Linked DNA regions of Mus musculus: regions 2 and 3 are each linked to region 1. The links are chromatin loops, found by intact Hi-C in ENCODE. Cell type or tissue: heart. All regions are shown on one strand. Each heading gives the region's core, and the rest is flanking DNA. Links, peaks and the distances in the headings are about the cores only. Region 1 holds the start of Blzf1 (basic leucine zipper nuclear factor 1). Region 2 holds the start of Slc19a2 (solute carrier family 19 (thiamine transporter), member 2). Region 3 holds the start of Tiprl (TIP41, TOR signalling pathway regulator-like (S. cerevisiae)).

Region 1 (10,563 bases), core at 1-8,000:
GATGCCTAGCAAAGATGTTAAACAGAGGACATTTGCCAAAAGAAATGATTAAAAAAAAAAAAAAACCAAACAACCCACCAAGACTACTTGTCCTGTAGCAGTTTCCTCCCAGACTGAAACACTCCCTCCTGCAGGGAAGCTCCTTAAGCCAGAAGTAAACTCAAAACAGCTCCAGGAAGTCCCAGAAAACGACAAGATTCACTAGGCCCCTCCATCCCTGTAGTAAACAATAAAGGCCTACAGTCGGTCTCAGGAGCCTCGCTGCAAAGATCTGCGGAGATCAGAGCGGCTGCCTGGAAGAAACATTAACCAGCTAGGCTGCCTGGAAGAGGCTTAACAACTCTGGCACCTGGTAAAAACACAGTCCAAAGAAAGTTTACTTAATATCATAAAATATAATTCTGACTTTCTGTTATGATAGCGTTAAAATGATGTCACTGGAATATAAGACATTTTCATTTCATAGATTAAAAATAAAGGTGTGTGTGTGTGTGTGTGTGTGTGTGTGTGTGTGTAGACAGGGCCTTCAGGGCCTTCCTATGTAATTTAAGCTGGCCACAAAGCTGACATGCAGTCCCAGACAACCTCAGTCTGGATTCTTCCTGCCTCTGCCCCTTCACACAGCACTATGGTTGACTAGTTTTCATATTCTTAAAATGTGGGTTTAGGTTTGTCTAATTTTATCTAATCTGTTTTTCTGTTAATTGTCTATTTCTGGTATTTAAAAGTGCAAAATTATGCATTAACTATAAGTTAACAAAAACAAAAATAAAGTCATCCCTAAAGTAACTTCATTCCAGCCCACTGAGCTTGGCAAATAAGATTCCAGTTAGATACTTGGTTCAAGTCAAAATGGATTCCTAGGCAAGTCATAACATAGTTGATCTAGAAGTTTAAATAAAGCTCTCATAAAGAAAAAATCAAATAAAGGAACTCCAAATAATAGAAATTTGAGGACAAATCACAAAGTCTGTTGAAAAGCAAAGAAACAATGTGTATTTGACAAATATTTCTTTTCAAACAAAACAAATTCCAGTCAAGACAGTCAACCAACCTTCAAGTCCAATTTCCCCTTAAGTTTATTTAAACTGTTCTAGTTGCTAAGAACTCATGGCTACCAGGAATAACTCACCAGCTCTGGCTAACGCGCGGGTGAGCAGGCAGGGCTAGGGCTTTGCATTTTCTTACCTTTCATCATTTCTTGTTTCCCTGTGACACACACAGAAACCTTTATTACATATGTACTAGGCAATTCAGGGCACATTCATGAATAATTACATCCTTCCAGTGAGAAGACAAAACCTCTGGCACCAGCTCTGTAATTATGAATAATGCTGAGCACCCATCCGTGCTCTCCATCCCCTGAGGGAGCCACCTGCATCCCTGGAGCACTCTCTTTCCACCTGGGATCAGGCGCTAATCAGTTAAAACACATGGAAGAGTTGTGGCTTCTCCATCCTGGCTTTCCCTTGGACTGATGGACTGTGAAGAACCAGCAAGGTCACTCGTCTACTTTCTACACAGGGGCTGCTGAGTTTTGGGTAAAAGGCCTGGGGTGAAATATTGTAGGCTTTTGGAATGATGAAGTAAAACTGAAGAAAGTTTCTAGGCACCCACATGAGAAAACAAAACCATTTTTTTCTTTTAATGGCAAAAACATTTTTGGTTAAGTAAGTAATAAGAAAAACAGAATCTACTTTATTCAGGATGACACCTGATTTACATGGATTCAGCCACGGTTTATAATCATCAAATTGGCTGCAAACTTTTTCAAGCAGTCTGAGGGTCACAATTTACCAATCTTTTGTTTTAGATTCCAGAAGGCAAAGAGCACAATTAGAGGCCATCACTGAGACAAACACTGCCTTTACTAAGGACAGTGTAAACGTAGGAGCAGAAGTACTTCTACGTCACATGACTGGGCACAGGCAGAACATCAAACTCATGAGCCAAGATAATACCAAGTTTCCACCGCCTGTTGTGGGACAACCCTAGTCCCGTCATGGGCGTCCCCATCCTTCTATGCCTGGGAGCTGGGAGAACACTGGAAGTGCGAGAGCATTTCAGAATAATTCCAGGCTGGACTATTGGAAGCTCCTTTAGTCACAGATACCTTTACCAGCTCATTTTACCAGCTAATGAAATGTGCACAGCATAAAGAAGAAAAGCAAATGTTTATTTAATGAGTTTATTACTCTATGAACACATACCTAAACTTCATTTAAACCTTTAGGGAAAAAAAATTTAAAACATCTTGGCTTTTCCTTCTACATTAAAACAGTAATTCATAGCTCCTTTATGTTATAGTCTGACAGATCTTCTGGAACATATGCAAATTAAACAATAAACTGGTAAACTGAGGATGTCTCTTGGTAAATCTTAGGACAATATTCTTTCGGCATGCATGGGGGCAGGCAGTGGGATTGAAGCTGGGTCCTGGCAAGCAGTCTAGCCAAAGCTTTTTTTTTTGTTGTTTTTTTTTGTTTGTTTTTTCGAGACAGGGTTTCTCTGTGTAGCCCTGGCTGTCCTGGAGCCCTCATTTTACAGTTTTGAGACAGCATCTGCCTAGGTTGCCCATGCTAGCCTTGAACTGACTCTGGAGCCCAAACAGGGTATGAATTTGTGATCCTCCTGTCTCAGCCTCCCAAGTAGCTGGAATCACAAGCCTGTGCCACAAGGCCCAGCTTTAGTGTTTTCAATGTCACCATTATCACCTAGTAAAGTTTAGCTATTCCATTAGAAAAGTATGCTACCGACAATCATATTAACCTTTATAAAGGTGATCCCCAGCCCTCTCCTCCAGTCCAGTGGTCCCCAACCTTCCGAACGCTGAGATCCTTTAATACAGCACCCCGTGTGGTGGTGACCCCAACAGCACACTTCGTTGCTACTTCAGAACTATAATTATGCTACTGTTTTGTATATATGTAATGCAAATATCTGATACGTGGGGGTCATGGCCCACATATTGAGAACCTCTGTTCTCTAGGCTCTGGATAAACAGTTGCTTGATCAAATGCGTGTGCACACTTATGCATGAAGCACAGCTTCTGGTGTTTCACAGTATACACTGGTTTCCTAACAGTGCTAAGAAATGCCTGTATAACCAATCCAACCCAGCATTTCCAAATTCATTTGTTCATAGAATCATTTCCACCTGATCCTTATTATTTAAATGCCCCAGACCTTACTATCTGTTTGCTAAATTAACTGTCATCACTGTATTTTTAATGTACAAGTCTACAATTTTAATATTTAGTTAAATTGTTTATTTTAGGTTTGCGATGAGCCCTATAGGTAATGGTCCACCCCTCCTATGATGGCAGTGCTATTCACATGCTTGAGAGAAAGTTCTGTTGTTATACTGACAATCACATTGCTCTCCCGAGACAGTTAAAGGATGCAGACAAGTGACATCAAATATAGGTATAGTTTTCATTGATCCATGTAGCACAAACATCTGTTTTCACTAACAATAGTTACAGTGTAGTAAAAATAAAACGAACAGTTGTATTACCTGCCTTACTAGATAATCAAGGGGGAGCTCTCTGAGTTCAAGGCCAATGAGTTCTAGGGCAGCCAAGGCAACCCAGAGAAACCCTGTCTCAAATAACGCCCTCCTACTCCAAAATAAACCCAAAACACAACCCTCCCCCCCAAACCAAAAAAGCAACCAATCAAACAAAAAACCAAATCAATTATTATCAAAACAAAAACACTTACCTTTGTTTTCCGAACTTTTAAGGGTAGTCATTTTTTCCATAACTAATGAGAATACAATCCAAGACTTTCACCGAAGACCTAGAGATGTATACATACGAAAGAATTAAAGCAATAACAATATATTCAGAGAATGCATCTACTTTAAAAGTTATTTTTTAATTGTTTCTGTCTTTAGTACCCACGTTCTTCATTATTTCCTTTTGACGGGCTGTAATGTATACCTGTTAAATAATGAAAACCCAGGCATAGGTTTAAGTGGTCTCTGGAGTCTAGACTGTAGAATAGGTGACCACACGTCCTAAAAGCTGACTGTTCCTAGATGTATACGATTCAGTACCCGGTCTAACTTCCTGAACATCACAAATCCTTGCCCTGGGAATGCATCCTGAAACTCTATCCAATGGCAAACAGAGACTTTAAAGTCAGAAACTTCGCTGGGACCATGCGATGCCGATGAGCAAGTGTCCTTGTCTAAGAAACACCGGGTGAAGGTGTGGGGAGGCATGGGTGCCGAGTTTAAAAGGAGAGGAGGTGGAAAAATTAAGCCTGTCAGCCTCATTCCCCAGGAGTATGAGCCCAAGTTTGTCCCTGTCAGGAGGAGCCTCTTCCCAGAACAACCTTTAAATCCCAAACCAATGGCTGCCGAACTCCAGCCCAGACCATCCTCTTCCCACCGCGTCCGGCACACGGGCCGGCTCCAGGACTTACCTGTGATATCCTTACTTCAATGTCCACCGCTCAGGCTCTTCACTCGCTCAGCAGCCGGCTGACTTGTAAACTCCCCTGGCACTCGGAAGCCAACCCGCCCAAGCCTCCCTGACACGCAGCGCCTCGCTCACTCTAATCACTTCCTATTACACAGGGTTTCATTTCCGGAATGCTCTTCTGAAGGACAAGGACCAACTGACACTTCGTGCTGTGTGTAAAATGAAGAGAGACAGGGTCTACTATGTATCGGCTCGGAAAGCGAAAACTGGAAGATATCTACTTAAAAAAAAAGTACCAATAGATAATGCAAGCGGTATGGACGCTTAAACTTCCGGGTCACTACCAGCCAGACGGAAGTGAACGCGTTGGAACGGAGAAGGTGGCGTCGCGTTGCCCCAGGCGATGAGGCAAAGGGTGGATCTTTGAGTGAATGGGCGGGGCCTAATTACTCCCAGCCAATGGAGACGAAGCAGCTTCGAGGCGGCGTCTTCGAAGCAGTGGCTGGAGGAAGGCGGGGCTTGCGTTGCCAGAGTAACCGGATCATTGGTGGTGGTGTAGTCTTCCTGTGTACAGGAATCTATTTCCTGTGCTGAGATCTACAAACTATGGTAAGTGTTATAGGGAGGCCCTATGAAAGGCTCCGAGACCCTGGTTACGGAACATCCAAGTCTTTGGGCGATTGGGCACCCCGCCTTTCATCACCTCTTACCTCGCTAGGAGCAGTTCCTTCTGCCTCTGCGCACCCCTTTTCTTGCAGCACCCTAATTTCCATTTTAGCGCCACTAAGACCTCAAGCTAGAGCAATGTAACAGAAAGTAAATGGGGGTGATATGGAATCTAAGAAAACCCGATGAGAATTATTTCGAATAAACCGTTTATAAGCTTGCATTGTTTATCTTTTTCGTTTTTCAAGCTTGCAGACCCTTATCGACGTGGTGCTGTCTCAACACTAACTTGGATCTGAATCTCCCTGAGTGCTGGAGTCAGTTCTCCCAAGCGGTGGAGTTCTACCTTGCATCTCCTACCAGGACCGCTTAGTAATAGCTGTCTGCTGGCTCAGCGTCTAGTTCATTTCATACTTTCCAGATCACTGTGTTTTAGCAGGTATGTTTTTCAGGATTACTTGGAGAGTTCTAGCATTCACCAACACCACCATAAATTATGACTGAATAGGAATGGGGCTTGATACTTTGCGTTTTAATAAGCCTTTAGATGGTTTTAATGTACCCATTGCTCTAGTGCACAGAGTTCTAGTTAACTCATCTTTAGTCATCTCTGCACTTGTGCGTGGTGGACGGGACAGAGCAAAATGTTGCCTTCAGGTGGGTGTAGCTGTGACTTAGCAAGAGGCATCTGCACAATGAGGCTTTCTCATTGACTGACGTTCAGCAGTCCTTTTTGTTAACCAATCTGGTCCTTTGGTACCAAAGAGACCTTTTCAAACCTTTACTTCACAGACCCAATCTCTTTCCTCCCTCTTTTCTCCTTTCTAGGCACTTGACAGAATCTAAGAGGCAATGTATTCAGTATTGGATTCCAAATAATCAATGATTTTACCTATTCTGTAGCCTCGTATTTCTACTTTAACGAAGGAAGTGTGGAAGTGACCGTTCATCTGTTTTGCTCTTGATTTCTCTTGCTCCCATCTATTGTAACCATTTGTGGCATGAAGTTAGTTAGCATTTGATCTGGTGTGTGTGTGTGTGTGTGTGTGTGGTGTATGCTGATTTTGTTTTGTTTTGTTTTGTTTTTCGAGACAGGATTTCTCTGTATAGCCCTGGCTGTCCTGGAACTCACTTTGTAGACCAGGCTGGCCTCGAACTCAGAAATCCGCCTGCCTCTGCCTCCCAAGTGCTGGGATCAAAGGCGTGCGCCACCTCGCCCAGCTAAGCTGATTATTATATAAGTACTTTTCTTACTGTGACTCATGATTCATCAAAATCAAAACTTGGTCCTTGAGCATGAAGAGTGGAATTCTCCGGGCATGCAGGCTTACCTTAGAGACAGTCCTCTTACTGTTTGGTAGAAAAACTGGGGCTGGGGGTGGGGTGGGGTGGGGTGGGGGAGGCCTAAAAACAGTTAATTAAAAATCTCAGGGTTCCCCCTCCCCTCCATTTGCTGTCAGTCCTTTCTGAGAAGCAGCAAAATGTTTTGAAAGGAGGGGAAGCTAGATGTCCTTCCCTCCGTGTGCAGTCTGGGCACAGGCAGACAGATGTATGTGGCAAAGGCCGATAGGGTGATAGTGTCTGTGGAGGATGGAGGTTGTTCACTGACATAAGTATATAACCAGCATTGGGGGTGGCTCCGTTGGTGAAGCACTTGTCTTGCAAGCGTGAGGACCTATATTCAGTCCCCCAAATGCACTCAAAACAAAAGCTAGACATGGTGGCATGTGCCTGTAATCCCAGCACTGGAGAGATGGAGACAGGTGGATCACTGGTTGGCCAGCCTATCCTATTTAGTACATTCCAGGCCTGTCTCAAAAACCAAACAAGTAGTAACAAAGGGACCCGTATCATACAAGGAGAGAACTAACTCCCCTAAGTTGTCCTATGACTTCTATATATGTACTCTGATACACGCATTCATGATACATAAATGTAAAATTAATGAGGAATGACACCCAAGGATATCCTCTATCTTCTACATGCATATGCATACACGTTTTTGTGTGCCCCAACACACGTGTATATACACACAATGAGTTCCAGGCAAGCCAGAGTTGTGTAGTGAGACCCTGTCTACACACCTACACACACACACACACACACACACACACACACACACACACATGGGAGAGAGAGAGAGAGAGAGAGAGAGAGAGAGGGGGGGGGGGGAGAGAGAGAGAGAGAGAGAGAGAGAGAGAGAGAGAGAGAGAGAGAGAATAAATAGTTTGACATGCAGTCAAGGTCATCACAAGATGTGGTTTTCAAACTGAGATTTTAGTAATAGAAAAGATCTCAGGTGGCTCTGGATTCCTCGAGGCAAGGTGAGTGCAGAGGTGTATTAGAGGCTCTGGAGGAACAGAGGACTGGAGAAGGTGGGCACAGACCCAAGATACTGGAGTATATGGCGCTTGGCAAGAATTTTAGATTTTATTTTTTGATGTATTAGCATATGTGTATGTGTGTCTCATATGTTTTATCTATTTCATCATTTAAATTGTTTCCTCTTGATTCTACCTTGAAACTTCAGCCATATTAATTTGATCTAGCAGTACCAATTTTTTTCTTCTGATCTGTAACCCTTACTATTGAAATTTCTTAGAAAATATTCTCTCTCTTTGGAGACCAGAGATTCCTAATTTCTCTCTTCATAATTGCTGTTTTGTAATTTGGTTGTTCTTTATATACACACACATACACAAATATATGTAGATATCATGTAAATGTAATTGTACTCTGAATATATCGTTTTAGAATTTATGTCTTGGGGTGGGGGCTGGTGAGATGGCCCAGAGGTTAAGAGCACTGACTGCTCTTCTGAAGGTCCTGAGTTCAATTCCCAGCAACTACATGGTGGCTCACAACCATGTGTAATGGGATCTGATGCCTTCTGCTGTGTCTGAAGACAGCGATACCAGTGTACTCAAATACATAAAATAAATAAATAATTCTTTAGAAAAATTTATGTTTTCCCTCACTTAGCAGGAACCTTGTATTTTTTTTTCCTGGCTGAGTTTTAAGAATTACAGTTTACCTTTTCATTTTCTCTGGTGGAGTCAATCCGTGTTTTAATCTGTTCCATTATCGCTCTATATAATAAGTACATCTCATACACATCCATTGTTTCTTTAGAATAAATTAGAAAGGTGATAACTAAGTGTAGGGTCACGTGCATTTTTAAGATTTTCATCTGCTGCCAAGTTAACCCCAGAAAAGTTTTACCAATGTATACTCTGCCAGCAGAATACAAACCAGGCTTGCTGCTTTCCTAACTCTCAGAACTGCTGTTTCTGCCCAGTACATACATACATACATACATACATACATACATACATACATACATAAATACATCTAAAAGTAGATTTCATCTTTTCCTAAGAAGGCCTCTTGCTCTTAGGATATTGAGAAAGATCACAGATTCCTGCATGCTACATAAATGAAAGTAATTGCTAATATTTCCCTCTAATATTTGCCTGTTATTGTTTTTTTATTTCTCTCATGAAGTGTTGGAATTTGAAGTATACTGTCTGTATAAGGTGAGGATGCTGGACGCTGGCTTCAGACCTCCTTACTCCCACAGACGACCCGCCCTCTCTTTTCTAGCTGTATGGAAGAGGTTGCTTGTTGCTGTGGCAGGCCCTCCTGCAGAGCCACAACTGCGGAGTTTCCCACTCCTTCTTACAGTCCTGGTCTCAGCACTGACCAAGGAGGCAGACACTGGGGGATCTTTGGGGCCCTCGTCTTCTCGTTCATGAAATCAGAAAGCTGCTATTTATCCTGATTACCTTAGGGCACTTCATAAACTATCCAATGTACTATCCAAATGGAGTATGTTGTTTTCATATTAACAAGATTACTTCCTAATGAGAAGGAAATAGTTGGGGTAAATGGGAAGGGACGAAAATCTAAAACAAGCTTCAGACGTAGCTATTTGAAGCTGCGACGATTCTTGACCACTTTTACTATTGAGAAATTTACTTTAGTATATTAATTTTGCCTCAAGCTCTCTTACAGATTCATTTTCCTGGTGGAAGCAGTTATAGGCCAGAGAAAAGAGAGGAGAGGGTTAGAACTAGGGGGACTTGGTCTTGAGTTGAGTTTTCAGAACCTACAGGGTCCGGTGGATGGCCACACACCCACTGGTGAATGTACCACATACTGGACTTGGCTACTAAAGGGGAAGTGACCCGAGGTTGAGAGGGGCTGGGAGCTGGGGGTCGATCTGGGAGGAGCTAGAGGGGGAATGGAGAATGGAGATGATCAATATACATTGTATGAAATTGTAGAATTAATTGAAATATATTTTAAAAGAACACTTTTGGTTTGGGGGGATAGGGCAGCTAAACATGCCTGATTTTATCAGGCCTTACATCTGATATCTATGGGTTCTTCTCCGTTTAAATGGATTAATTGTGATTATTTGCTTCTGTGGCTTGTAGATCTTTGGTTTAACTTTCAGTGACATTTGATCCTGAATATACATTAAGAGTGTTCAGACCTCGTGTGAGGCTATGATTTCATTGATCAAGTCATGCCCATGACACAGTGTTTCATAGCACTGTATCTCACTGTACGGGGGCTTTGACGTTTTCTCTGTCCCTCTGCAGCCAGTCGTAAAGGGGGTGGTATGAAGGCCACATGTAGGGTGGAGCACTTCACGGTCACGTACTCTCAGTGTCTCGAACATGTCTGCATTCACCTGTGCTCATTATAAACAATATTTCTCTGATTCAGAATGAGAGAAGTATTTGTCTGTGGATATAAATGTAAGGGTTTAGAAGACAACTCGACACTGTCAGTTTAGCTAAGCAACAGTAGGAAGTTCCCCTCTTGGTTGTAGAACATCCTTAGCCACAGCACTTAACTGGGCGTGAGTTCCCTCTTGGTAGGCAGGCCTGGAAACTGATCAGAGTGCTTGGTTTCCCCGCTAATGGTTGGGCTGTTGTTGCAGTGATGAGCACGTCTCGCCTGCGGGTTGGTATTGCAGTTCATGGGGTCATCATGTGGAGATTGATGGTTATTGACGCCTTCTCTTCCCCAGCAGCCGGCGTTGCATCCTCGGGCAGTATGAGAGCCTGTCAGCAGGGAAGAAGTTCCAGTTTGGTTTCTCCATATATGGCACCCAAGGTGTGTAGTGTCTTCAGCAATAGAGCCTTATCGACTAACTCTGGTGAACAGCCAAGAGGAATGGCAAGAGCCGGTATTGTGTGGGGAGCCTCTGGGTTCTCTCTGACCAACAGCATAAATGGAGGTATCCCACATGTGGCATGAGACTTTTGTTTAATAACCCCTGGCTATTAGGCACCTGTGTCTACTTGTTTTGTTATAGACAAGTATTCAGAGGCGTTTCAGAATCTGAGGAACACAGAGGAGAGACTAATCGGTATGAGATAAGGTTAATTTTTGTTTATTGTTTTTTTTTTTGGTTCAATGATGAAGACCAAACCCAGCACCTTGTGCTTGCTAG
Region 2 (11,045 bases), core at 1,158-9,157, 57 kb before region 1:
TCCTCGGAGACTGTAGAATTTTTAGCAGACTCCCTGGCTTTAAGTTAGGAACATCTATCCTTTCATCATGACCATAAACAAATATCTCCAGACAATGACAAACATCTCCTGTGGGCCCAAATCTTTACTAGTTTTGTGAGAACTACTGTTTTCCACCTACTAGAGAAACTCAAAACCCGACCCCTCTTGTCCTTCAACATTCTCTGCCTGCATTCCTTCCAGCAAGGAAAGAACTCGGCCTTTAGGAGTAATCTCAGGGGTGGATAGGGAGAAATGGGAGGGTGGAGAGGGCTGTACTGGGAGGAGCTGACGTACAGGGTGCCGAAAAATGCTTAAAATACATTGTAAGAAATTCTCAAAGAGTTCATAAAGCTATTACAAAAAGAATCTGCTTTCAACTGCTCTCAAAACAAATGCTCTTATATTTGCTAGTGAAAATGTAAGCTAGCCCCGCTTTAGCTTTTGTAGAGAACAACTGAGACATACCTATTTTTTAAATTGTGTTTTAATTTTTTAAATTTTATTTAAATTTTTAAAAACTATTTTAAATATTTCTAAATATGTATTCTTCAACTATTCAGTGAATAAATGAAATTAAGCATATATAAACATATATTGTGCAGTGATTTAATTATAGCACTGTTAATGACCTACAACTAGAACTATAAGTGCCACAAATATGGAATGCTTAAATAAATCAAAGTACATCCACACAACGGATTGTTGTATAGAAGGTAGTAGAAGTATACCTTATTATACTTCTGCATGCTCTCCACATAGCACTCCTCAGCAAGATAAACAAAAACCAGAAAGGTGTAAAACATAAATTTACTTTTTTTCAAAACATATATTCCCACATATGAGTGAGAGAAAAAATCTCTTAATATCCTATTTATCCATATTTCATGGGAGAACATAGTACGCAGAATACATAAAAAGCACTTGTAGTTCAATAACAAAAGAAAACAATTTAAGGGACAAAGAACTTGAATGGACCTAGAGATAGACAGATAGTCACTACACACAGGAAAATATGCTCAACACTATCAACATCAACACTATCACTCTCTAGGGAGGTTAGAAACCGAATCCATGAGCTACCACATCACACTGACTAGGTAGGCTACCCCCTAGAAAGAAAAATACACATGGATGAGGATGTAGAAAAATTGGAAGCTTTGGATATTGCTTGAATATGGTACTGTTTCTATGGGAAACAGTTTGGCAGCTCCTCAGACAAAACAGAATTCCCAAATGAGGCATCAATTCCTCTCCTCGGAAACACACATTCAAACACACACACACACACACACACACTCACTCGCAAGTTTATAACTCACGTTTCACTCAAAACGTGAAAGCAAACCAAATGCCCATTAACTGGTGAGTGTATAGATATGGCTCAGGGCTCAACTACCGAACAGAAAGTGTTGACTTACATTAAGGTATAAGTGAAACATAAAGTCCTATGCTAAGGGAAAGAGGCCAGAGATGAAAGGTCGCAGGTATGAAACTTTCATGCAGACACATTGTTAGACACACAGGCACATTATAGTGTTCCCAGGCATTGTGGGTAAGGGGTCAGTGGAGACTCATAGCTTCTTGAGTGTGAATTGGCTTATGTGGTTGAAAACATTTCTTATTACTAGAAAGGGGCAATGGCTTAGTATTAGGAATGTACTAAGCCGCTGAGCTGTCTGTTTCAACATTGCTTATTTTGCATTGTCTTACTATAACCTTAACTTAGAAATTTATATTCTGACCATATTGTCCAAACATGCCCATCTTTATCTCATCTCAGAAGCTAAATGGGGTTGGAGTCGTTAATACTTGGATGAGAGCATATATGCATACATACATACATACATACATACATACATACATACATACATATTAGCTCAACATTAGTTTCCTATTGTTGCAAGTTCACAAAGATTTACCATCTGAAAACAATTACAACAGCTTAGCTCACAGTGGAGTGTAACCAGATGGGCTTAGGTAGGTAGGATCTCTGTTTGGGATTTCATAGGCTAAATCCAAGATGTTGGCTGGACTTTCCTCTGGAGGCTCTGAGGAAGACTGCACTCCAAGGTCTCTGACGTGCTGGGTGGCGGTGGTAGTGGTAGTTTTGTGAGACAGGTTCTCACTATGTACAGTATCTGTCCCCGAACTTCCCATGTTATTCATGTTAGCTGTAAAATTGAAATCCTCCTGATTCAGTTTACCATATGGTGGACTACAGATGTGTGCTACTATTCTTAAGAATTTTAGAAGGATTCAGTTCCATGTGATCGTAGGACTGAGGTACTGGCTTCCTTGCTGTCAGCCAGGACCCACGCTCCATTGTCACAGATTGCCCTCATCTTGGTTCATAGGCAGTAAAAGGTCAAACCCTTTTGACCTTTCAAATAAACCCTTCTGGGTTCTTTTTCTGCTACCATGGAAAGAAACTCTCTGCTTACAAAGGGCCTCTGTGATTAGGCTAGCTAGATAATTCCATTTTTGTTATAAAATGTTGTGCAATCACGAGAGTATTATCTCATCAAATCCATAAGCTTTCGTGCTACACTCAAGTAGATAGAGATTATATAAGGACAAGAGTCATTTTGGTAGAATTCTGCCTACTTAGGAACCTCTTTCAGAAAAGTAAGAAGTAATTTTCTGCCCAATTCAGGAGAAACTGCTTTATATCCAGACTCATCTCGAAGATTAGAAACTTCAATATTCGATCTATAACAAGGTGATGTATAGATTCCATAGGGTTTCAAGCCTCAACAAAAGACTAGAAAGTTGATTTTAAAAGATAGACATCTCAATGCAAAGCCCTTATCAGCTTGTTGGTTCATTTGTTTTTCTTCCCTTTTCTCTACTAAAATACATGTCCGTGCAAGGCAGCCAGGAGAACTAACTGCTCCAGCTCTATCTCTATAGTTGTGAAGAGAAACTGATATGATGGTGGAAATTTAGGTGACTACACATTTAATAGACCAAACATCCTCAAGCTTTTTGGTCTCGGAGCTCTTGTCATCGAGGAGACGTTTGATTTTGGTGACTTAGAACGGTTGATATTATCAATTTAGTAAATTGAACCGAGAAAATTTGAAATATAGCACACAGGCACACTCTCTTTTAGCTTACAAACTGATATCATCACAGGTTATATAGCCTCTGGAGGCTAAAAGGAATAAAGTCTTCCTAGCCAGCCCTTCAAAAGACTCTGAAAGATGTCAACACCACACCTTGCATTTTGGCAAATTGCTCCACGCACACATTTTGTGTATTCACTCGTGCAGCTCGATTCTGCTGATATTGGGACAGAGTCAGTCTGTGAGTCCAGCAAAAAGTCATGCAGAGGGCGATGAAAGAAAGCGCTGGGGATTCCTGCCACGGTTTGCCCTTGAAAAACTTCTGACAACAACCTGCCCTCTTATTGCCTCGTTTTTCTGTTTTAGTGAAGTGTTTTAGTGAAGGATCGCTCAATGGGAACCCAGGAGGTTCGCACAGTGAGCCCTTTCAGTCCTGCCTGCCAGCCCTCAGGTGTCTAGTTGGTCCTTCTCCTTGGAGACGCAGTGACCCAGGCAGAAATGAAAGAATGAAAATTCAGATCGCCCTCACTAACAACAGCAGTCTGAGAGGTGAATCTCAAGACTGGGAGTCGCTGTGACCAGAGGTGCTGGAGAGCCAGCAGCGCATGGTCTGAGCCAGATTTTGTAGCCAAGAGTAGGAAAGGGGGAGTGCAGGCTCCCTTGGAGAAAGACGGGGTGATTAGCCTGTCTGGATGGACCGAGAAGACAGAAACCTCCCAGTGTAGGGTGGGGGTTAGCTGCTTTTACTTTTGAACCCTGTGGGTATTTCGTGAGCGGCACACTTCCTGAAACCTTGAGCCCATTTTAGGGCCTAGGTTTTTAGGGCGATTTCCTTTCCATAGGATATATTAGTTAATTGTTCTTTGTATCCTGCCAACAAAAAGTGACGAAATAAAGCAAAAGCCTCTTGCTGATTAACTCGGTCATCCTCGTTTTCTTTCTGTCTATAGTAAAAGGCCCCAAATCTCAGTTCTCAGGTCCAGCTTGTGTCTTTCTACCACATTTAAAGACAATGTTAAAAAAAAAAAAAGCAAACTAAATCAAACCCAGCAACAACAACAAAAAGCTCTTGGAGCCCAGGGATTGCATTCTCCCGCCTCAAGGTTAAAGGTTTGCAAGCCTGTGTCATCATGTGTCCCGGGCAGAGGACCAACATCAGTAGGTTGGCAGATAAGACTGAGCAGACTCGCTGCGATGAAGCACACATCCGGGGATCCCGCTCTAGGGAGCCTTCCGGACGTGTGATCGGAAAATGCCTGGTGACCGATCCGACCAGGGAGGGTGTGTAGGGTCCTCGCCACAGAGTCCAGACATGGCCCCTAAAAGTCCGATGTCCCAGAACCCCTCACGTCAGAGCCCGGGCGCGCAGCCCCAAGCGGCCTTTCTGTCTTTTGAGCCACTGGCCAATAGGGAAGCAGGGAGGTTGGCTCCGGCCGGGAGGCATTGGCGAGGAGGAGGTTCCCGGGGGCGTGGCTAGTGATCGTCTGCTGTGGGTGGGCGTGGCGTGGGGCGTGGCCAGGCGGAGGCGGGCCAGACCGGGAGGCGGACCTAGGGAAAGGGCGTTCTGCGGTCGGGGCGGGGCGTGGGGGCGGGGCCAGGCGGGGTGGCGGGCCAGACCCGGAGGCGGACTTAGGGAAAGGGCGTTCGGCTAGCGAGCTGTGGCCGCCGGCGGGCGGTGGGGACTCCAAGCACCTTGACCCTGGCGCGAGGCGGCGTCGCGCACGCTTACAGGTGCCCGCGCGGGCTCGCGGCTCGGGCGCCCTCCCGTTGGCCGAGAAGGAGGAGGGGGCCGTGTCGGCGTCCAGCCCCTCGCGCCCAGGATGGACGTGCCAGCCAGGGTGTCCAGACGAGCGGCGGCGGCGGCGGCCAGGATGCTTCTGCGTACTGCCCGCGTCCCTCGCGAGTGCTGGTTCCTGCCGACCGCGCTGCTCTGCGCCTACGGCTTCTTCGCAAACCTCCGGCCGTCGGAGCCGTTCCTCACGCCCTACCTTCTGGGACCCGACAAGAACTTGACCGAGAGACAGGTAGGCAGGAGCGGCAGGCGGGGAGGCCGAGCATGTCAGATGTTTGTGGAGGGTCTGGCGGCGGAGTCCCGGAGCGGGCTACGCAGATATCTGTTCGGATTTCTGCTCGCTTGGAAAAGTGGCCTTACTCTTTGCGTTTCTAGCACGTTCCGTGCGAGACTAAGCAAGATGGGCCGCAGCCCACGTGCATGTGTGTTTCAGGCCGTATGTGGATAACCCGGTTCTGCCCGGACAAGTCCTGTGGGAGCTGCTGGGGACCGGGGACAGTGCGTGGATAAAGAAAACAGTAAACTCGACTTTCAGTAGAATATGTACATATGAGTGTTTGTATGTATATATGGATGGATGTTATTTGGCTTTGTTTTTGTGAGAGGGTCCCCCTTTCCTTCCCCTCCTTGACTTTGTTTACCCCTGACAAGATAGATACGCGCTATTACAGAAGGACAATACAGGACAGTAGTACGCCATCCGAATATGGGTGCTTGATTAGGTAAGACTGTGTCCAAAGATTTACTGCACCCTCTGAAGTCCGTCTCTGGGATGAAAACAGACGGTGTCATATAATTGGTACTTAGCTTTTCTCGGATGGTGAAGTGTTGCTTCACCTACAGGTTTTATCCTCCGTACAGGTGTTTTTGAGGGCTGTGATGCACATGGGCCATGACCAAGAACTCCTGCGCAGACATTTATTCAAGATACAAACTTGTACGCACAGCACCACAGAAGTGCATAGTATACTTCAGAAATGTGCCTAACTCCTGTGATTAAAGCTCATTATCCCGGCACTTGGTTTTGTCAGAGGAGCTTGTAGATGGAGATTGCTGCTCCAGGACCCTTTCCTTGAGTATCCAAAAGAGTGAAAGCTCAGGTCCGATGTCTTTTCCCTACTGTCAGATGAGTGGATGCTGAATAATTGCCACCTTCTTCCTATACCCGGTTTCCTTCCTTACCGCGCTGCTTCCCTGCCCAGGTGGCTGTAGAATATGACTCCCATTTAAGCCTCCCTGTCATTTCCTGTCAGTCATCACTTCTGAGGAGCAACTAACTCAATAACTTGGCATGCCAGGTCAGAGCAAGAGGTGACACTACCAGACCCATTTCAGACTGGCAGGATATAATTACTCAGAGTCCAGTTTGTTGTGCCTTTATTCAAGGTCACCTGGGAAAGAATTGAGAGTCAGTGTGGAATCCCGGATCCACTGACATTTAGCAAGTACAGCTGACTTCTGCCGTAATGTTACACCCTGCTCCCTAGTCTTATGGATCATGTCACAGTTATTCATTATCCATGTGTATTTTGGTGCTGGTTAAAGCCAACAGTAGAAAGATAAAGCCTTCTGATTTAGAATGGTTTTTCCAAGAAGAAAATTGCTCTGTGGTTATAAGAAAGTGCGATCTTGGAGACCCAGGACAACCACTGAACCTGAGGTATAGACCCTGAGGCAGACATGACTCAGCATGTGAGCAGAGTAAGCAAGTTTGCATGCAAACTGCTGTGCGATCTGCACAGTGTATGTCCTTGCCTGACAGAAGCATGTGAGGAGAAATGTGCTCTTGGTGTTGATATTTGAAAGTTGATATGTTTTGTCAGGGGACCTGGATCAAGAGCTGCTGTGTGCTGCAGTATGGCATGCTCTGCCCTCTCAGCAGGCCTTACATATAGGGGGTATAAGAGTATAGCAGCGTGCTGGGCCCAGCAAATGCTTGTTCATTGTACGACAACACAAGGATGCTTGTCTTAGTGCCAAGTAGTCGAGGCAAGGGGATTTAAAGAGAAATCTAGTGATCTGGGATGTGGGATCTTGGAGTCTTTGCTAAAATGCTAGTGTAGCCCTTCTTTCCAGGTTGAGAATCCTACATTTAAAAACAAAACGAAAACCTAGTAGCTGAAATAGAACCACTGTTGTCCTTCACGAATGAGCACTTGCTTTCAGCAACGGACAGCTAAATAAAACATTGAATGATTTTTAAGCAAAGTAAATCCCAGGTTATAGTCAGTGACATTTGTACTGAAGTTTATATTTTTCCCTTGAAGACATCAGAAGTGCCAACCTGGGTTATCTTAAATCATGCTGAGTGCCTAAGGCTCAAGGGCAGAATTTCCCCTCTCCATTCCCATTCTAGAATTTTACCACTTTAAGATTGAGGCAGGTTCTAATTGGACTATGTCCCAATCATTAAAAGCCAAACATTAATAAAAGCTATTTACTTATTATGCTAGGAACTGAATCCAGGGCTCCTTTGGCTCCTTTTGCTATACTGCTGAGCTACATTTCCAGACTTTTTCTTTTTTAATTTTGTAGTTAGTGCAGGACCGTGTAAGTGTTTGCCATGTGTGTATGGGAGACTGTGAAGGCCAGAAGAGGAAGGATGTCAGAACCCCTTTAGCTGGAGTTATGGGTGGATATGAACCAACTGGCATAGGTGCTGAGAACTGAGCCCCGGTCCTCTGGAAGAGTAGTTGATGCTTCTAACCACTGAGCCTTAGCTAGTCTTGTTGACCATTTTTTAGGGATGTTCTTGAAAAGTTGCTCAGAGTATTCCTAAACTTATGATCTTCCTGCCTCAGCCTGTCTGGGATTACGATTGTTTATTGCTGTAGCCAACAGAATTCTTTATCTCTGAAAAGTGTTTTAACTTTTCTTGGTAGCATTCGGTTTTGATGTTTACTGCTTTTCTTTGACTTGTAAAACCATTTCACATATTCTGCTTGACACTCTGAGCCTTGGAGATTCCTTTTGCCCTTTTAGTCCATCCAGGCTTCATTCATATGACAATTCTAAATCTAGTATATTCACCAACTCACCTATGTATGGTCCAGTACTCAAAAGTATGATCTCTGCTTGAGATAATCTTTCTCTCTCTCTCTCTCTCTCTGTGTGTGTGTGTGTGTGTGTGTGTGTGTGTGTGTGTCTGTGTCTGTCTGTCTGTCTGTCTGTCTGTGGGTTCTTTTCCTATCTTCCTTATCTTTCTGGACCCACCATGTTTTCAGTTTCCATTTTAAATTCTGTGTGTGTACATGTTTCTTACTTGGCTCAGAACTCCTGGAACTAAAGGTTCATTCATTCATTCTTTTAAAATCTCAATACAGATTAAGTAGTGCTATGTAAATATGTATTCATCAAGTAGGGTCACAGAGCTCTTTACCTGGTTTTCTTCAGTCAACGTGGGAATTGGTTTAAAACCGAACAATTTACTTTCCCGTAGCATATCTCCCAGAAGAAAATGCACACAAACAAGTTCTGCCCAAGGTTGTGAAAGGCACTTTGACTAGAACAGATCGATTGATTCCCTTTGATCTCGTGGTGGGTGTTGCCTGGGATGAGAGCTAGCCAACAGAAAGGTAATAAGGGGATGTGTGCCCTTTGTTTGTTTTTGCCTGTGAGAAGCTGTTCTTCAAGAGCCAAATATCTATTAAAGGAAGATTTTCTGCTGTTAAGACTTCTCTATCAGAAATGTTTTGAAAGAATGTCCTTTGAGACCTACCTCTCCAGACTATGTGGTCTCTGTCTCTGAGGAGTCCCTGTCATGGTCTCCCTCCGTAGAGATGGGAAAACTTCTGCAAGCGATAGAAGGAAACTTCGGGCGTTCGGAATCACTAGCAGTTTTGTGACTGAAGAAAGTAGATGCTTTGGTGTGCTGGGTTGGGAATATCATTCTCTGCCAATCCTGACTGTGTAATGCAGCATTCTCCAACACCAAGTTTCCTTCTTGTAAAACAGAGATGGTAAAGCAGTTGCTTCTTAGGACTGTTTGGATTAACTGGAAATAGCTGAGGTCAAGTTCACAGCATGGTATGTGGGAGATGTGCTGCTATGGTTCTTTTGATAGTGGGAGAGGAGGTTTCTGTTTTTGTTTTTCTTGATTGCTGTTCCTTGTAAGAATAAACGTAGATCACTTAATTAGAGGGAGTTAAAGCTAGCCCATCTGGTCTCCCGTGTTCCACCTGCCCCATCCCTTGGCGTACTTAGTTGACATGGCAGTGTTACTGGTAGTATTACTTTCCCTCATCTTCATTATTCAAATTGTGGGTTTGTGTTGGTGTAGCACTAACCTCATGAGGGTTATTTATTTATTTATTTATTTATTTATTTATTTATTATGAATCAAGGCTTTCCTGTGTTACCAAACTGGCCTTGAACTACTTAATGGTCCTCCTGCCTCAGTCTACAGGCATGCACCACCACACCCTTTCAATTGATAAAGGATGGGACTTACGAAATGGAACATTAGCAATTAATTAAGGACAGCTACTTCTGAAAGTTCCATGTCTAAACAAAGTTTTACCAGGCTGAACTGTTGGCCAAAACTCTGGAACGCAAGAAGATGGGGTGCTGAAGTAAGTGATAGAGAATATCTTAAAACGTTTTAGTAACATAATTGTATGTATCCATTTGTTACTGTAACAACTTCAGCACGTGCATATGGGATTCAGCGATCACATCGGAACAATTCGCCTCTCCACCATTTCCTTATATTTGGAGCCCTTGAGTTGCTCCCTTCCAGTTATTCATAAACTCATAAAATATATAATCAGTTGTGATTGAGTACAGCCATTCCAGAACATAGTGGAACGACTGTCTCAACTATGCTCACAGCCTGAGGTAATCTCTGTGCGGTATTTTTACTGGCTTGTTTTGGCTTCCATGTAACATTTGCCTTTCTGTGTCTGGATCACTTAACCTAAAATATAGCTTCTGCTTCTATCCGTGTTGCTGCAGGTGACCCGGCTTCATTCTTCTGTGTGGTCCAGTAATAGCCCGTTGTGCAGCGAGACCATAGTTTCAGTGAAGAATACCGTTTAAGGAAAGGTTTATTGGCCAAAAGTTTTGTGGTAGAGAAAGACATGGTAAGGGACCATGTCACATAGGAGACAGTCACATTTTAGAGACCAGGTGGAGGGTAGTATCTGGGAGAACAGGGGTACAGGGGAGCAGGGAGTTGCTCATTGGAACACAACTGAAAATATCTGTAGGGAAGGCTTCTTCCAGCCCCCCAGCCTCCATCCTCCACCCCCTTGCTAGGGGATGCAGGATGCTTTGTTTCTCACTTGTTAGAATTTGCACTTTTGACAGAGAGTCCCTTCACCAGTTCCTATGGTCATACTGATTTTGAGGCCACTCTGGTGTACATAGCAAGTTCCAGGCCAGTCGTCACTACTGCATCACTGGCCCCCCCTAACCCCCCAAGCCCCAGAGCAACCACAAAGCAGAAACACCCTAAACTGACTGCTGTAGGTCCTTAGTGCATTGCTAGGTGCTGAGCTCCCTGTAAGAGAAGGAACTTTTCAGTGGTCACTCTTACCAGGAAAATGAGGCTCCCGGTGGAACTGTGCTGGTTGGTATAGTCCAGGAGCCATTTTTATTCAGTCTTCTAGTTTTCAGAGCTGTGGAAAGGCGAGTAAGTGGTTATATATTTAATCCTTGCATCAGACAGTCCTGTAGTGCAGGGTTTGTCCTCTTGTGCTGATGATAAGGATGAATTCGAAGGGGGACTAAACCTTACCTACCCACAAGCCCCTGCTTCCAGCTCTCCAGCACTCATTGAATGTGGCACAATCTGGACTTGACCTTGGCCTCTGCTAGCCATGAGATTTTGTTGCAATGCTGGGCAGTGGCAGTGAGTCCGGGTTTCCTTGCAGCCATTCATTCATGAAGGAAGCTAACAGGTACTCTACAGGGCACTGCACTGCTAAATGGTGAGGTTCTTTGGGGTGTGTACACTAAATACTTTTCTTTAAATTTGTGTGTGATGCATGTTTATGCTTTCAGAAATGAGGGCATGATACGTTTAGCTTGAGGTAAACATAGGATGTCTTCCTCAGCCATTCTCCTTTATTTTTCTGTTACAGAATCTCTCACTGAACATGTAGCTCACCAGATGTTACCAGATTAGCCTATGTTAGCTAATTGGCCAGCAAGCCCCAGGAACCCTC
Region 3 (11,045 bases), core at 1,055-9,054, 920 kb after region 1:
CTAACAACACTTGAACAGGTAATAATTAGAATCTGCTTGTGAACTCTTCATATAAAACTCCGCTGTGGGTAAGCATTATCATTTACTCAACCTGCCAGCAATGGTCACTAGCCTTGATTAAATACCTCACCTAAAGAGCCAGGTGTGGTGGCACATGCCTTAGATCACAGCACCAGGGAGGCAGAGGCAGGCAAATGTCAAGGCCAGCCTGGTCTAAATAGAGTAGGCCATCCAAGGCTACACGAGACCCTGTCTCAAAAATTAAAATACAAAAAAAACAAGAAAGAAAGAAAGAAAGAAAGAAAGAGAGAGAGAGAGAGAGAGAGAGAGAGAGAAAGAAAGAAAGAGAGAGGTAACTAACTATCTAAAGTCATACCAAATTTAAAATCAGTGCAAGCATATATAAGTTTTCTGTTCAACTGTTTGTTCATATGTAAAACTAGCTTCTAGCTAGCAGTTTCTATCTAACTCACCTAATAATACGTTTCTGGGGACAGACGCTTCTTGGCTGTCATATTGTTAACACCATGGCAAAGCAAGCATCTACCAACCTTACTTTAAAGAATATTGTTTAAAAAATTAATTAAATAATTGAATTTAAAAAAGAAAGAAAGACTACTGCTCTCAGGCAGAACATGCATGCCTGTGGTTCTAGACACTGAGGAGACCAAGGCAAGAGGAGCCCAAAAGTTCAATACCAGCCTTGCAAGACTCCATCTCAAAAAGAGAAAAAAGGAAAATCTTGTAATAGTCTTCTTTTCCACTAATTAATTAACTAATATTTATAATAATATGATAATACACCAAAACCTCTCACATTAAGCTCTAAAGTCTGCCACAAGCAAGAAGCAGGATGAAAGGAGTTGGGAAAATAATAACCACAACTAGGATGTAGTGCTAAGATTATCTCCCAAGATTAATGATTATATGAATCATATGAAGCAAAGGTTCAGATTTACCTTTAACTTAAGAGATTCTCCAAGCAGCGTTCCTTTATAATCTGTTGTATAGGTCCAGTCATATGGTTTAATAACTTCTTTGGAGTGTTCGCCCTCCGTCCTCAAATACCAAAACAAAAAGGACGATAAAATTTAGAATATATATCAGTGTTCATATGTACACCAAATTAACACATTATATATATAAAATAAAATACCCTACTAACACACATACAATATAAAACATCCTACTAAAGGCATATACTATCATTCACTAGCATAAAACCAACCTTTCTAAGTAACAATACATGTTTTCTGAACATGTATTGTTATTTAACTTGTCATGTGCTGATATACTCTTTCTAGGTCGTCCTACATTTCCTGAGACATGATTCAAAGCTCACATTTCATTCTGTCCTTCAAAGCATATAGTATATATTCAATAGGCACAAAGTAAATATTGCTAATTTAACCAGCAAAAACCAACCAACCAAACATTTTTCTTAGTTTTAATACCCCACAAATATTCAATTACAAGAAATGTTTTTCTTTAAAACCAGAAACTTTAAAGTTTCTGTAATGATTGGACTAAAGAACACCTACAAAGCTCAGCTCACATATATTTTAACCTAATGAGTATTTCAAGCAGTGGTAAAATTAACCTTTGTTTTATGGCTCAGAAAAATGAGTTTTGAATAATACAGTTTGAAAGTTTAATTGTAATAAAACACACATATCCTTGTTGAATACTTTGTGTTGAGCCTGTAACTGCCCAGATTCTCACCTACTTTCCTGCCACTCTTCAGCACAAGCTACTTTGAGCATGCCCTGATAGTTGTTCACACATCTCAGTGCGTCCGTAGCATTGAACTCTATTCCAAAGCCAGAGCCATGCTGGATCCTTAGAACGTTGTCTCCAAACATCATTTCAGGGAGGGATGGCATGTGCAGCTCGTCAGCTAACCTGCACAGAAGCAGAGGTCAGGGAGGTTCCTTTATGCTCACGAGTCAATTCTGTCTCTTTCTCATCCCAACCTAACTCTGACTTTCCAGGATAAGTGGAGAAGTCCATGACGATAAAGAATCTGTAAGATGCTCTCATCACCTACTTGTTCATCATCAAATCTCTGCAGCACTAAACTCAGCAAGACAGAGTGGGGAGGGAGGGATACATGGGGGAAAACCAAAGTGAAGAACCTGGTAGTGATCATAATTAAGGCCAATTCCAACTTCACTACTTGTAAAAATCTGATCCTTAAAAACCATTCTGTGTGCTAAGAAAAAGCCCAGAGAGTTCAAGAGCACGTGACTGCTAGGTGTAACACCAGGCCTTTATTCAACATGTTAGACCATTTTTAACATGTCTCAGATGGGCAGCTTCACTAGAATATCTACAAAAAGCCAGAGCCACAAATCAATAACACACCGCTGGGTTATGATATTGTGAATGGTATTGTTATTGTTGTTTTGATACTTGAAAAGTTTGTTAAGAAAAAATGAGATTGTTTTTGTTTACATTGGGACTTCTGGTTTAAAAAGAAAATGAAAAAAGTTGGCCAACCAACACAAAGCCTGCTTTGTCACATAGTACCAACTGATTGGCACTAAGTTATAAGCTGTCAACCTCTAAGTAGGGGGTGGGCTGTCCAGTTCACTGGTCCTTTTGAAAACTGGGTTGACAACTCTGGACTACAACCAACATGGAAGAGTTAAGTGTAAGGACAGTGGCACATATATCTTGGTGGTAACCAACAGCTCTCTAATTGGCCTTAAGGCCCACTCAACAAAAGAAAGTTATGCTCAGTACTAGAAACTTCACCAAGTACCTGGGACTAGTGAGGTCATGAATCTTAGAGAACCTACAACTAAGCCAGAATAATACATATAATATGCATGCAATATGCACACCATCACCACCAACCACAATAATTAAAGAAAAAGAGACCATGAATCTGAGAGAGCAAGTGGAAGGTTACATGGGAGGGCTGGCCAAAGGGAAGAGAAAAAACAATGCAATTATAGTTAATGTCAACAAATAAAAGATGTTTCTTTTTTTTTTTTTAAAGCCGGTTTATAGTCCCAGTTAAAGAAAGGACTTCTCATTCTGGTTTTCAGTACCTGAGTTTGAACGGAGAGCCTTGCACCTGCTAGACACATTCGCTATCACTTAGCAGCAACCCTATTTTGTGTAAAGCTAGGGGCAGTTACTTATTCACTCCTGGAAAACCAAGCTCTAAGTACATGCTGGCACGCCTAACGAGCCTGGTTACAACCTGAACTTCCAACTCAGGGATGAAAGTTCAAAACTTAACCAAAGGCAAACTCTGGAAACTTGGTCCAATATGCTTATTCTGGGTTGAACCGACCAGTTAGTACGGCGATTCTCTCCTTTCCGAACTCTGAGTGAACGGTCACAAGAAGCACAGTTCAAGACACAGCATGGGGGCTGGAGAGATGGCTCAGTGGTTAAGAGCACTAGCTGCTCTTCCAGAGGCCCTGAGTTCAATTCCCAGCAACCACATGGTGGCTCACAACCATCTATGAGATCTGCTGCCCTCTTCTAGTGTGTAGGAATACATGTAAGTAGACACTGTAACATAGTAAATAAATAAATCTTTAAAGAGACAGACAGACATAGCATGAAACGGAAGTCACAAGGCTGAGCAGAAGTGTGAAGCTGCTAAGTAACAGGACAAAGAGGGGCATGAAGGGGGCAAGGCAAAGACAAATAAAGGAACTAGGGTTGGAAAGCAGTAGAGTAGATGTGTGTTGTGTGTGCATTCCACTGTTTTAGAGGTGATCTCATAGTATCCTACCTAAAATAATGTCTCCTCCCAACTACCTTGCTTTATTTTTGTTTTGAGGAGGGGAGTCTTTTGTTTATTTTGCTGTTGCTTTTTGAGACAGGGTGTCTCTGTGTTACTGTCCTAAACCCCTCCACCTCAAAACACCAAGCTGGCCTCCAACTCAGAGATATACCTGCATCTGCCTCTCAAGTGCTGAGATTAAAGGCCTGCACCACCATGCCCAGCTACCTTGCTGTTTTTTATTTATCACTTACGAATAGCTGGCATTAGAAAATACATAGTAAATGTACATATAGAAGAAACATATTTATAAAGACAACAGGTCTCACTTAGGTGTGGTGGTTGGTGGACACCTTTAGTTCTAGCACTCAGGAGGCAGAAGAGGATCTGTTAATGAAGCCAGCCTGCACTCCATAGCAAGTTCTATACCAACCAGATCTACATAGCGAGACCTTTTATCAAAACAAGAACAAAAAGCAAGCAACAGGGCTGGAGAGATGGCTCAGCAGTTAAGAGCCCTGACTGCTCTTCCGAAGGTTCTGAGTTCAAATCCCAGCAACCACATGCTGGCTCAAAACCAACCATGAGATCTGATGCCCTCTGCTGGTGATCTGAAGACAGCAACAGTGTACTTAGATAAAATAACAAATAAATCTTTAGGCCAAAGCGAGTGGGGCCAACCAGATCAAGCAGAGGTTCTGAATTCAAATTCCCAGTAACCACATGATAGCTCACAACAATCAGTACAGCTACAACGTGCTCATATACATACAATACACAAATCTTTTTTTAAAAAAAAGCAAGCAGCAACAAAAATATTCTGAATCTGGACACAGTGGTGCACACCTTTAATCCCAGCATTCAAGAGGCAGGGGCAGGCAGATCTCTGTGACTTTGAAGCCAGCCTGGTCTACACAGTGAGTTCTGGGTCAACCAGGACTACACAGTGAGATCTTGACTAAAATTTAAAAACAAAACAAAACAAAACAAAACCTGCAAGTCTTAGTATCTCACGATCAGAAAGTATAACACTAAGGTTCCAAGCAAGTGCATTTTCCAGACATCTTATAAACCAAGTCTTACTGATTTTAGAAACTTTTAAAAATGTTCTATAGACTTCTTTGTGGGGGTTTTTAAAAAAGAAATATGAAACTATTCATTGACCACTTTTTTTGTTTTGTTTTTTTTGTTTTTTGTTTTGTTTTTCGAGACAGGGTTTCTCTATATAGCCCTGGCTGTCCTGGAACTCATTCTGTAGACCAGGCTGGCCTCGAACTCAGAAATCCGCCTGCCTCTGCCTCCCAAGTGCTGGGGTTTTAGGCGTGCGCCGCCACTGCCCGGCCATTGACCACTATTTTTACACCAGATTTTACAATGACATATGTAACATTTTGCTCATAATATAACTAACTTTTCTGGCTCCTGTTGAACCTATAACACAAAAGATTGAGCATACATAGAAGAAATGAGATAAAGATAAAGAAAGCACGTATATATCGGTTGTCTAGATTACAAGAGCTAGGACGAGAGAGATGGCTCACAACCAAAAAGATAAATCACCAAAGTTGTTCATTCACCTAGGCTGCCAGGTCCTAAGTCTTCTACTCTGACAGGCTTCCCTGAATCAACACCTTCTAACGGTGCGATGAGGATTCCAAGAGCCAAGTCTTAGCTAGCCACTTACTAATCTAGGAACTATCAACTTCTTGTCACTCTAACTTAGGAAGTTTTTTTATTTTATGAAGATAGGAATGAGCTCGGATAGTGGTGGTGGCAGTACACACCTTTAGTCCCAGCACTCAGGAGGCAGATCTCTATAAATTAGAGACCAGCCTGGTTTATAAAGCAAGTTCCAGGACAGCTAGGGCTACATTGAAAAATCAAAAATCAGAAGAATGAGGGAATGAGGGAAGGAAGGAGGGAGGGAAGGAGGCAGGCTATCTGGCTGGCCTTATAAAAGGCTCTTAAAGTGTATATTTAAGTATCTGAGTTGCTAGTTAAAATACACCAGGATTTGACCAGTGTCTCCATCTGGGTAGGGAGATTGTTGGCAAAGATAAATTTTTTCCTTTTGGGAATTCTGCAGATAAACTGTAACATTAACATAAGTGCAGATATATAGATAAGGTTCTGACAAGGCTGCTTTAAAATTATCTAATTTAAATTGTTAACTTTTCTGTGTCCTTAAGCAGAAAACTTAAATCTTATTTTGCCATTTCTTGGCAGCAATCTTCACATGTAAGAACATATGGGCTGCGCCAAGTTAAACTGAGTGTGTAAACCTTCAGTAGCTCCAGAATGACGGCTCTATCCCTGAGTTATCCATATCCTTCTCAACTGGTTTCTAATCTACTACAGGCTAGAAAAACAAACAAATACACTTAATACTGTATAATAATAAACAAAGATGAAAATAACAATTCAACTGTTAGGGCAAAGGGCATACATACAATGATGCCCTTCCGTCTCACTCTCGTGTGGTTATAATCATAAAGTACAATTTAAATTGGCTCTGAGTAAAATTCTAAGGGATGCTAAATAAAGCACAAGAGCTCTATGTAAGTGCTCTATGACAGCACACAAGGCTTTCTTTTCCTTTTTCCTTGTTAAAACTTCTAGATTCTTGAACTAAATAGTTACAATTATGAGGTAGGGTAAAATAATACCAAAGAGACTGTATTCTTGCAAGGAGTGATGACACATGCCTTTAAGCTCAGTTCTGTGAGTTCAAGGCCAGCCTGGTCTACACACTGACACCCTGTCTCAGAAAAAGAAAAAGAAAAAGAAAAAGAAAAAGAAAAAGAAAAAGAGGGAGAGAGAGAAAGAGAGAGAGAAAGAAAGAGAAAGAGCAAAAGAGAAAGAGAAAGAGAAAGAAAAGGAAAAAGGGAGAGAAAGAGAGAGAGAAAGAAAAAGAGCGAAAGAGAAAGAGCGAAAGAGAAAGAGCGAAAGAGAAAGAAAGAGAAAGAGAAAGAGAAAGAGAAAGAAAAAGAAAAAGAAAAAGAAAAAGAAAAAGAAAAAGAAAAAGAAAAAGAAAAGGAAAAAGAAAAAGCATATTCTTACAAGAAAATAGAAGGGGACTAGGTAGGAACAAGGAGATTGCCAGGAATCACATAGGAAAATGTCATCATGAAACCCATTACATATCAATATATGCTAATAAAACTTTTAAAGGTTACAGTTTTACATAAAGTCAAAAAAAGATCTATGCATGATTATAGTCTTTCCAATAGCTTTAAAATTATTTCCTAGTAGACTCACCAAACTGGTCTTTGTGCATATATTAAAATCAATAATTTTTTAAAAACCTATATGATTAAATAAAACAAGTTAGGTTTAAGAGGAAAGAAATACAGGTCTTTATGGAGAATATTTCTCTCATTTATGAGTCATCAAAGACCCCTGACAGTTTAAAAATAAAAGTTTGAATATCGCCTAGGAGGTGACTTAATGCACTACGCTCCCACATCTGCTGAACTCTGTGCTTTTACACGACTGCATCAACAATAGCTCTGAAGGAAAGATAATGAAGAGCCTGTTGCTTGTAAGGACAAAAACCAACTCTTCTGGTAGAAATGTCAACTGTCAACTTCTTAGAAATTTCAAAGCTGGTGAAAAAGAAACAATCCCATTGAAGAAAGAGGATAGAAGCTAACACTTGCTGACAGGGCTCTCAAGGAGACTCAGCTTCCCCCCTGAGGCCACAGCACCAGCTCACTAGGCTCTCTAGGTCACCTACATTCCCCCCTGGGGCCCTAATCACACTGGCTCACTCACTCATGTTCTAGGACATCGACTTTCTCCTTGGAGCTACAATCAAGCAAAAACATTCAAAGAATTTAATCGGATTTATACTTTCTGACTCAAATTATAAACTGTACTAATCTATACAAAATAACCCCAAATACAGAGAGGTTGGATTATATATACTAATGGTTATAACTTCTGTTATAATAGTGAAAAGGGCCGTATGCTGTTTTTTTCCTCCCTGTAGCCCTGGCTCTCCTCCAACTCACAGATCATCTACCTGCCTCTACCTCCAGAGTGCTGGGATTAAAGACGTGAGCCATCACAGCCCGGCTGTTTATTTTCATAAAGGACAAAATAAATGGTTATACGGCCAGGCAAGGGGACACAAGCCCTTAATCCTACCACTTGGGGGGTGGGGGGGGGGCAGGCAGGTCAAGTTCAAGGGCAGCCTACCTACACATAGTGAGTTCCAGGGCACCAGGACTATGTAGAAAGACTCTGTCTCAATTACCAATAACTAAGCCTGGTATGGTGGCTCATATCTTTAGTCCCAGCACTCAGGAGGCAAAGGCAGGCAGATCTCTGTGAGCTGATGGCAGCTTGATCTACATAGTTCCAGGACAGCCAGGGCTATGTAGAGGTCTTGTCACAAACAAACAAACAAGAATAGATGGTTATACAAATTTGTAACCATATGATGAAATATTATAAAACCATTAAATTATTTAGAGGAAAGATGGGAAAATATTTAAGATGTATATTAAGACAAAAACTGGGTGCATACTCTATTTTACCTGTTGTTATCTGAGGTTTCTAAACTGCATATTTTTAAGATGGTTAAGAACAATGAAATGGCCCGGCGAGTGGTACACGCCTTTAATCCCAGCACTTGGGAGGCAGAGGCAGGCAGATTTCTGAGTTCAAGGCCAGCCTGGTCTACAGAGTGAGTTCTAGGACAGCCAGGGCTATACAGAGAAACCCTGTCTCAAAAAACAACGACAAAAAAACAAAAAAAAAAAAACAAAAAAAACAAAAAAAAAAAAACAATGAAATGGCATTTTCACCATAAGTTTAGGTAAAATTTATTCTTAACCTTTAAGGGATAGAAAACATTAAATGACTAAGAGATTAAGTACAATGATAGATTGAGATCCACAAGATGAGTCTGTAAAATACAGGTTTTAACTACTTTCCTGAATTAGAGCAAATATGAAATAATAAAGGTAGCTCCAGGGCTTTTAACAGGTTTTGTGAAATTTAGTAGTCATGCACAATAGTGCAGCTACATGAAAAGCAGCTCCGTTATGGTAGGCTGCTTCAAATGCTCTGTCTTTCAGCTCTATCACTGGTAGTATCTATTTGCTAAAGGCAAAACATAACATTAGAAATGAGGTGTTTGGGCCTTGTTTAAGATTTAGAGGATCCAGCCCCCTCTCCCACGACACCCCCTAACCAGGCCCACATGCAATGCAGCAAAACACTCATACAACAAAAACAATTCTATTAGAAACATATTCTGAATTAATAACATTTGAAACAACTTATGTTTCAAAAAGGATTCTTTTACATATGTAAATTTTAAACAACAACAACAACAACAAAAGGTCCTGAAGAGCCTCCCTTTTTCTTTCTTTCCATCAACTGCCTACCAAACTTAAGCACTGAATCTCAGCTTCTGTCATCTCTTTCCTGCTTACTGGCCTCCTCTCCAGCATTCCAGCCCTCCATCTTCTACAACACCTCCAAGAAACCTTCCAGACACAACCACGATGCATGTAGATATTGAGTAAAACTACACCTGATGACTACTATATAAAATTCAAACTTCTTAGCAAGACAGAGAACTCTCCAATGACGAGGGAGGCAACACTCTGCCAGGGCGCCCCCCCCCCAAACTTTGTCAGGATACAGTTATAGGCATCCCCAAACACCTCAGATCTCAGTCTGAGTGCTGGCTTTACCCGGCCATCCAGTCTCCAGACTTGATCAAGATTCTGCCCAGGTGCACTGACCCTCGCGCGAACACACTAACGCGCACACACACCTGTATACATCTTCATCCTAACCAACCACACAATAATATAACGGTCTCTCGTGAAACTATGAATTCCTTGGGCCTTTCTCTTTCATCTGTCCTATCTCAAGTGCTTATCACAGCACCTGATTTGCTAAAAGAAGGAAAGAAAAAAAAAAAAAAACCTGAAATCTTCATCCTAAACAGTCACACAGTAACGTCACACGGTCTCACGTCCTCTGAAGTCTGTGGTACTCAATGGTTCATGTTCAGAACCTCAAGAGCACACCACAGAACCAAAGAAGCTCAAAACTAAACATAAATACCATTTCCGTCATTGCCCGCAAGGGAACAGGTCATCGCGCCCAGAAAGGTTGCGCAGGCTTAGGTAGGAAAAAAAGGAGCGGCGAGGTTTAGGTGAAGTCCACCAAAACAGCCGCGCTCAGTTCAACCCTGAGAAGCTACAGTTCCAGCAAGCAGAGGTCGCCGCGAGCAGGGAACAGGACCATTTACTGAAGTTGTCAATCAACGGTCGGTCAGAGGGACCGAGCCTGCGGCCCCAAGTACCGCGTGAGGCTGCACCGAGACCGTCAGACCCCCAGCCCGGACACCAACCGGACCTGGCCCGGCTCGGCTCGGCTCGGCTCGGCTCGGCCCGGCCCCGCCCCACAGCCTCACTTTTCCACATCCGCAGACTTCATGATGTGGGTCTTGGACGCCGTCAGCTTCCAAGGCCCGAAGGAGAAGTCCTGGTGGCTGCTCTGAAAGCCGTGGATCATCATGGCAGAAGCGGAGCCGCAGGGTTACTCGGAGCAAGCGCCTGCGGCAGCGGTCGCACGATGGCCCTCTCTGCAGCGCGGCTCCTGGGCGCGTCCGTTACCATCTCGGCCCCGCCCCCTGCCGCCGCGCCGTAGGCCCGCCCTTCCGCCGTCTCTTCCGCCCCTCCTGGTTTTACTTCCGGGACCACTAGCTCAGGGTGACACACGTCTTACGTGGAGACGCTGAGGGGCGGGACTTGAGCGCGGGGGTGTCGCTCTGGCGCGCCGCCCTGAAGTCTCCGGGTGACGTCACCCCAGAGTGAATGTGGGAATTTGTCTTTCTGGATCCAGAGCCCCGTGCTTCACTGCCTTACCTCCTCCTTACAGACCGCTCCAAGCAGTGTCATCACCTCTTGTGCTTATGAGTCGTGGTGAAGAGGACATGCCCAATGTCCCTATCGCTCAGGAAGCCCAGCACCAACAGCGACTTTGGAGCCAATGACAAATAGTAGCTCCTCCACCTTGAATCCCAGTGGAAGAGCCCCACTTTCTTACCGTGCAAACCGCCGACGCCCTGTGTTTGATTCTTTGTACCACGAAAGAAACGTCAAATTATCCTTATGATATTTTAAGACTTTTCTACCCGCACACAGGTGTAGTGGAAACGACGCTGAAAGCCCGGTGCTCCGTCCATGCTTGCAGTGCAACTGTGTGTATCTTTGGGTAAAACACAACTGATTCTTTTCGGCCCCAGCTGCCTCAAAATGAGATGGTTTAATGT

What was found. A loop is a pair of places that touch in the nucleus more often than their neighbours do. Peaks named below come from ENCODE experiments on the same cell type or tissue, not always from the same donor. Only the 100,000 strongest peaks of a DNase experiment are listed, where the experiment ranks them.
Region 2: it touches region 1 in a loop (8-fold over the local background); 3 of 42 quality-filtered maps call a loop at or near these places.
Region 3: it touches region 1 in a loop (2.1-fold over the local background); 7 of 42 quality-filtered maps call a loop at or near these places.

Annotation. Positions count from the first base shown.
Region 1 is chr1:164,302,716-164,313,278 of GRCm38, forward strand. It overlaps Blzf1 (basic leucine zipper nuclear factor 1), which reads right to left and starts at 4,769. Exons shown (of 7, transcript NM_001160209.1): 1 at 4,432-4,769; 2 at 3,724-3,801; 3 at 1-5. The coding sequence starts at 3,763. Nme7 (NME/NM23 family member 7) reads left to right here and starts at 4,957. Exons shown (of 14, transcript NM_138314.4): 1 at 4,957-5,039; 2 at 5,345-5,535; 3 at 10,138-10,223. The coding sequence starts at 10,164. In heart, for the core only: no CTCF peak of the experiment used is centred there; DNase peaks (open chromatin) are centred at 4,526 and 4,836; H3K4me3 peaks cover 2,410 bases; H3K27ac peaks cover 1,273 bases.
Region 2 is chr1:164,244,347-164,255,391 of GRCm38, forward strand. It overlaps Slc19a2 (solute carrier family 19 (thiamine transporter), member 2), which reads left to right and starts at 4,700. Exons shown (of 6, transcript NM_054087.3): 1 at 4,700-5,110. The coding sequence starts at 4,907. In heart, for the core only: a CTCF peak has its summit at 4,478; DNase peaks (open chromatin) are centred at 3,745 and 4,465; H3K4me3 peaks cover 3,341 bases; H3K27ac peaks cover 2,353 bases.
Region 3 is chr1:165,226,546-165,237,590 of GRCm38, forward strand. Tiprl (TIP41, TOR signalling pathway regulator-like (S. cerevisiae)) reads right to left here and starts at 10,413. Exons shown (of 7, transcript NM_145513.4): 1 at 10,185-10,413; 2 at 1,723-1,902; 3 at 960-1,059. The coding sequence starts at 10,288. In heart, for the core only: a CTCF peak has its summit at 4,364 (motif pointing left); no DNase peak of the experiment used is centred there; H3K4me3 peaks cover 272 bases.